2 separate regions of the Homo sapiens genome follow, and region 2 is linked to region 1. Evidence: chromatin loops called from intact Hi-C (ENCODE). Cell type or tissue: PC-3. All regions are shown on one strand. Each heading gives the region's core, and the rest is flanking DNA. Links, peaks and the distances in the headings are about the cores only. Region 1 has its middle 48 kb from the start of RIOK2. Region 2 has its middle 150 kb from the start of LINC02234.

The links. A loop is a pair of places that touch in the nucleus more often than their neighbours do. Peaks named below come from ENCODE experiments on the same cell type or tissue, not always from the same donor. Only the 100,000 strongest peaks of a DNase experiment are listed, where the experiment ranks them.
Region 2: it touches region 1 in a loop (4-fold over the local background); 2 of 110 quality-filtered maps call a loop at or near these places.

What each region holds. Positions count from the first base shown.
Region 1 is chr5:97,229,758-97,232,686 of GRCh38, reverse strand. No RefSeq gene overlaps it. Among named protein-coding and RNA genes, the nearest start is that of RIOK2, 48 kb to the right of the region's middle. In PC-3, for the core only: CTCF peaks have their summits at 1,236 and 1,444 (motif pointing left); a DNase peak (open chromatin) is centred at 1,446.
Region 2 is chr5:97,984,580-97,987,508 of GRCh38, reverse strand. No RefSeq gene overlaps it. Among named protein-coding and RNA genes, the nearest start is that of LINC02234, 150 kb to the right of the region's middle. RefSeq lists an enhancer at 575-1,774. In PC-3, for the core only: CTCF peaks have their summits at 996 and 1,197 (motif pointing right); a DNase peak (open chromatin) is centred at 1,248; H3K27ac peaks cover 952 bases.

The DNA of each region.
Region 1 (2,929 bases), core at 298-2,797:
AATAATGTTAAAGAAATGTGCTTACTTTGATTGTATTGATTTTCTATAGCTGCATAACAAAAAACTTGGAGACTTAAAATAACACCCAGATGGAAGGGAGCCATGGGGCAAGGACCTCAGACTGGTCTCTAGTGGCTGACAGTGGGCCCCAGTTGACAACCACCAAGAAAATCAAGACAACTACCATAAGAAACTGAATTATGACAAAACAAAATGAGCTTGGAAGTGGACCCCAAGCTCATTTTGTTTTGTCATAATTCAGTTTCTTATGGTGGTTTTCCTGGTTTTCTCGCTGGTTGTCAACTGGGGACCACTCTCAGCCACCAGAGGCCAGTCGCAGGTCCTTGCCCCATGGCTCCCTTCTGTCTCAAAACCACCAATAGAGAACCTCTCTCAAGTTGAATCCTTCTCACATCTCAACTCTATCTGACTTCTGTCTCCGATCTCTAGAAACAGATTTAAAGGGCTCACATAATTAGGTGAGATTACCCAGATAATCTCCCTAATTTAAGGATCTTAATTCATCTGCATTTGGGATCTTAATTTATCTGCAAAATCTCTTCATAGCAGTACCTACATTAGTGTTTGGCAGAATAACTGGGTGAAGATGTATATGTACACCTGGGTCCAGAAATCTTGGGGACTATCTTTGAATTCTGCTGCCCACATTAGTGTATATATATTAATATATACACTATATATATATATACACACATATGTACGTATGTATATATATACATATATACACCTGTACATATATATATACATATATACACATGTACATATATATATATACACATATAGCTTTTAAGAAGTATGGGATGAGAATGGGCTGAAAGAAATGGAGGCGGATTTTGTTTTCTTAATAAATCCATTTGTTTTCTGGAACTACCACAAAAAAAAAAAGAAGTCTGTGGCACAAGGGAAATAGTCTAAAATTTTAAATTGCATGAAAAATAGAAAAGTAGAACCAAAGAGAACAAACTGGATGTTATGGTTCTTGTTTTGATTGGCTTTTTGGGTTTTGGTTGGCTTTCTGGTTTTTGTTTTGCTTTGCTTTGTTTTTTAGCAAGTCAAGTGACACATCTGGAACCTTAAATCAAAATTGTTTTTAAGGGGGAAGAAAGTTTATCTTTCAGAAAGGACAATACAATTATATAATAACTAAATTTGGAGCATAAGTCAAGCTCATTCTATGCTTTCTTAGAAAATAAAGAGGTAAAGCCAAAGAAATCTTCCCTAAAAACTCCAAATCAAATATGTTTATGGAAGTTCTAATTATCTTGGATATTTTCTGGTTAAAAGCATGTCTTGTTAAATGTCTCAGCTGTACAATACATTTTTAAAACGAAGAGAGAGAATGAGCAGAATGAACTACTTCTAGTCTTTTAAGAAACAAAGCTGCTCTTATATTTTCACTCCGGGTTGGTGATGTAAAAGTAAAGCACTGCCCCCTAGAGGAACAAGGACCTTCTAGAGCAGGCAGCTATTTCACAATCACGTAATGTTACACACATAATGTCCTAATTTCAGGTAGATGTCTTCTTTAGGACATAGAAGAAAAATAGAAAAATGTTGCAGTGTAAGAAATGCTAAAAAAATTTTAAAGACGTTTCAGATTTTTTTTCAAGAGATTACAGATTTGCTAAACTGTAATTTGGGGGGAGCAATTCATTTATAAGCTTTCAAATAATATTTTTGCATTGCAATTACAGAATAAACATTTGTCTTAGAGAATAGGAAGTTTTTAGTCTTTCTTCTTATAATTTTTTTTGTATAGACAGGGGTCTCTCTATGTTGCCCAGGCTAGTCTCAAACTCCTGGCCTCAAGTGATCCTCCCACCTCAACCTCCCAAAGTGCTAGGATTACAGATGTGAGCCACTGCACCCAGACTAGTCTTTCCTAAAATGTGCAGCTTTACATCTACCAGACTTTTCCCACAATTATTACAACAGAACTATGTGTAAAACATATATGATCTTATCTAAAATTATAAAGAAAAGTGGGAAACAAAATTGACCCACATGATTTTGCTACTATAGTCAAACTTACTATTAAAACAAGTAAGAAACAGAGGAAATCTAAAACTTCAACAGCTAGATTTGGCAAATCATGTCAAAAATTTCCCCATTACCAGGAGAATTCAGCATACTCACATTGTCTCTGAAGTCAAAATCAGAAACTATAACAAATCATTCAAATGTCTAGGTCTCTGTTTTTAATATAATTAATTGGGTGTTTTCAAATTATTCTCCCCAGAACCACAACTAGGAAGAGTTCTGGGTACTTATCTATGCTTCTACCAGAGCAGTCTTTATTTTATCTTCCTTTGGGGCTCCATACAAACTTTAAACAGAAGAAATGGTTCTTAGGGCTTTAAAAAAGAAGGAAGGAAGGAATGAAAGGAAGGAAGGAGACAGGGAGGAAAAGAGAAGGAAGACAGGAAGGGAGAAGAAAAAGCAGCTTGAAAACTGTTGGGGGAGATCTCTTTAAATTCCTCTCTTGTACAACTCTATTTCCTTCATTTTTGTCTCTCTAGGGATGGCAGCAGCAAGGGTCTGGATGCCTCAGGCTAGTTCCTAAAATAAGAGATCATACCAAGTACAAACTCGAGCCAGGCACAAAGAGATAAAATCCTGGTAGGGCATTCTACGCATGTTCTTGGTGTGGATTCTACATTGTAGAAAAGACTCTTACAAAAGCACACTTCATTTGAAGGTTGTCACTAAGAAAAAAATAAAATACACAGTAGAAGAGCACTTTACAATGGCGGCAAAGCACACTGTATGATAAGAAAGATGTCATCACGTAACATGGTATTTTTCTTCCTCCGCGCATATCTGCCAGCCAGCTCACACTGATTTTTATAATTAGACATGTCCCTCTTCCTTCCTGTCTCACCCCAAGTGCCATAGTATATTTACAGAA
Region 2 (2,929 bases), core at 134-2,633, 750 kb before region 1:
CTACTACTGAAACTTGTTAGCCCTAAAAATCAGCATTATTTGAAAGTACAAAATATCTTGCTTTATGTGGTTCCCGGTCATTTCTTTGTCACAATGTCTTTATTCTTTAATAACTGTTTCAATTATTTTTAATTATCACTTCAAAAGAAACATGAAATTGTACACAATTATGTGTTGCCCCTAAAAACAGCATTATTTTAGGAGGATTAAGTTTTTAAGATTTCTACAATAAATTGACATTGAAATTCAGGAGCAGTTTTGTTTGTTTGTTTACAGATGAGGTCTCACTTTGTTGCTCAGGCTGGAGTTCAGTGGCTATTCACAAGGGGCAATCATGGTGCACTACAGCCTTGAACGTCTCAAGTGATCCTCTTGCCTCAGCCTTCCAAGTAGCTGGGACTACACCTGGTAAAAGTAGATTCATTATTACATCTTTTAATTTATATTTATGCTATATTCTATTTTTGTATATTGTAGCTACTTAATTTTCTAGAAAATGTTAAGAAATAGGTAATGGATGAACAAATACATCCACTTTTATACGGAGTCTTGTCATGCTAGTCAATCAATCAGTTTTATAGTATTTTACCTCTCAATCAACCAATTAATTGCTTGAATAAACTTAGCCACCTGGACTTTAAGACTAGGCAATCTAAAGAATGAGATACACTTCAATAATGCAAAGACATACCTAGAAGAAAATAAGGACACTTCTTTACATCTGCTTCTAATCCGTTTCAAGAATTAGGTAGTTAAGAAGTAAATTAGGAGGAAGACAATAGAATTGAGTAAAATTCTAGAGAGGTATTAATGTCCCTTGCATTTAAACTGAAGAGACAGAATGATCTATTACAGAGCTAAAGAGCATGCTTTCTGGAGTCTAACATGTATCATTCTTAATTCTACAACTTTCTGTCTGTTTAAGTTGTTTTACCTCTCTGAGCCTCATCTAGAAAATGGAAATGCACCTATCTCTTTACACTTTGGTGAATGTAGAATGAAATAATGTATATAAAAGCATTTAGTAGAGTGCTGAGCACAAAGTATGTATGTTTATTAAATTACTGTCCTGAAAAAAAATCATTTCTGTAGAAAGGAAAAGTAGGGAGGATGAAAAGTGGAGGAAGTACCTGGCTTCTGATAAACAACATATCTGGCTAAATCTCCCTTTAGATGCCTCATAGGGTCCTGCTTTGCCAGTAGGTGACACTGTCATGTCATTAGGAAGGATTTGCAAAGCCCATTCGTGACCAAATGAAACAAATTCCTGGATCAGTTAGTCATGTTCGCCCCGATCACAAAGGGAGCAGAGTCACTTTTTTCTCACGCATGTTCATCACTTCTCCCATTTAAGTTGCTCTCCATCTAAGCTGCTTCTCCCAATTCTGGGTCTCCTATCTCACCAATACCTTCTGACAGAACATCCACTTCTTTTTTCTCATTTTTATCACAGATATCTGAAGCTGAAAATATTTCTGAAAATCAGCAACATCACCTTATTTTTCCTTTAAAATCTGAAGAAAGCAAAACAAAACACAGTAAAAAAACTATGGTATCAATGAGAAAAGGAACACTTACTATGCCAATGCTTAAAGGAACTTTACAAGAGAAAGTACTTTCTTCTTCTCATGAAGCAAGCCTATTTTATATTTTTAACAACTACCATTTACTAAGAGTATACAGCAATGGTGGGAAACACTGGCAACAGCTATGATTGGAATACTTAGCCACATTTTCAGAGTGGGCATATCATATAAACCCACCCTGTGCAATGATCTGGACAGTGATGATGGGTAAATGGTTTTGAGTGGGTTGTTTGTTCTCCAGAAGTGGCAGGAGATGGGGGTCCCATTTCGTTCAGATAGTCCTGAATGTTCACAGAAAAGGAATCATAGAAAAGAGATCACTGCTGGGGGAAAAAAAGAAGATATTAATTTTATTCTGTAATTTGGGAAATCTTGGTTGAGTATTACTTCTGTTAATACTACAAAAATATACTTTTTTTCCATTTAAAAAGATACCCTGACACGTCCATTATTTTTAAAGTGACATTTAATTACAGGGATGCTTAAATAACACCATCATTGTCAATGAAAACTGGGAGGATTTATGTACAAAATGTTTCTCTTTCTTCACAGATAAACTTTAAACTGCCTTTTAAGTTAAAAGTGATTTTGTATCATACATTTTCTGTGTAAAGCTTAAACTTTTTGCACTTTATATTGTTATATATTTTTTGGTTAAAAGTTAAGATTTGCATATAGACCTACAGTGAAACCCCAATTAATAACTACTTTACATAGAGTACTGTCTTCTTTAGTGTTTCTTGAGCTCCAAATTTTGGTTTAAAGTCTAGGAAATTGTTTCCTGGAAAAAAAATCTCTAGTTGTTAACTAGTCAATACCCATTCATTTTTAAAATACATGTTCTGAACTAAAAAGAATAAAATGATTACTGCCAAGTTGGCATTTCAAGTGATGTGGTGGAATCTATAGTCTCAGCCTTCCCATTTAAACCACTGCTGTTGGAAACAGCAACGAGAAAAGAATGCACAAAGGGTGTCCTTCCGTTTAAATTAGAAATGATCAAAATGATAGGACTTCTCAGAGAAATGTGGGGTATTAAACAAACGGACAGAAGGGACCATCCCTCCCCAAATTCACTGGGGAGGGACACAAATCCTTAGTCAAAGCATACTGAAATAACTTCAGTGATCACTAAAAGCTCTAATTTTTTGTGTCATTGCTAATCAGTGGTCCTGACACAAAAAAAGATATTTTCATATCTAAAAATAAGGAATATACCAGATAGAAAGCTGGGGCAGGTGTCACCTATTTCCATGTGTCCCATTCCTAGTTTCTTCTGATTTGTGTGGCTAGACTTAATTAATATGCAAAAACTCATTTAACATTTTAGCATCTCAAAGAGA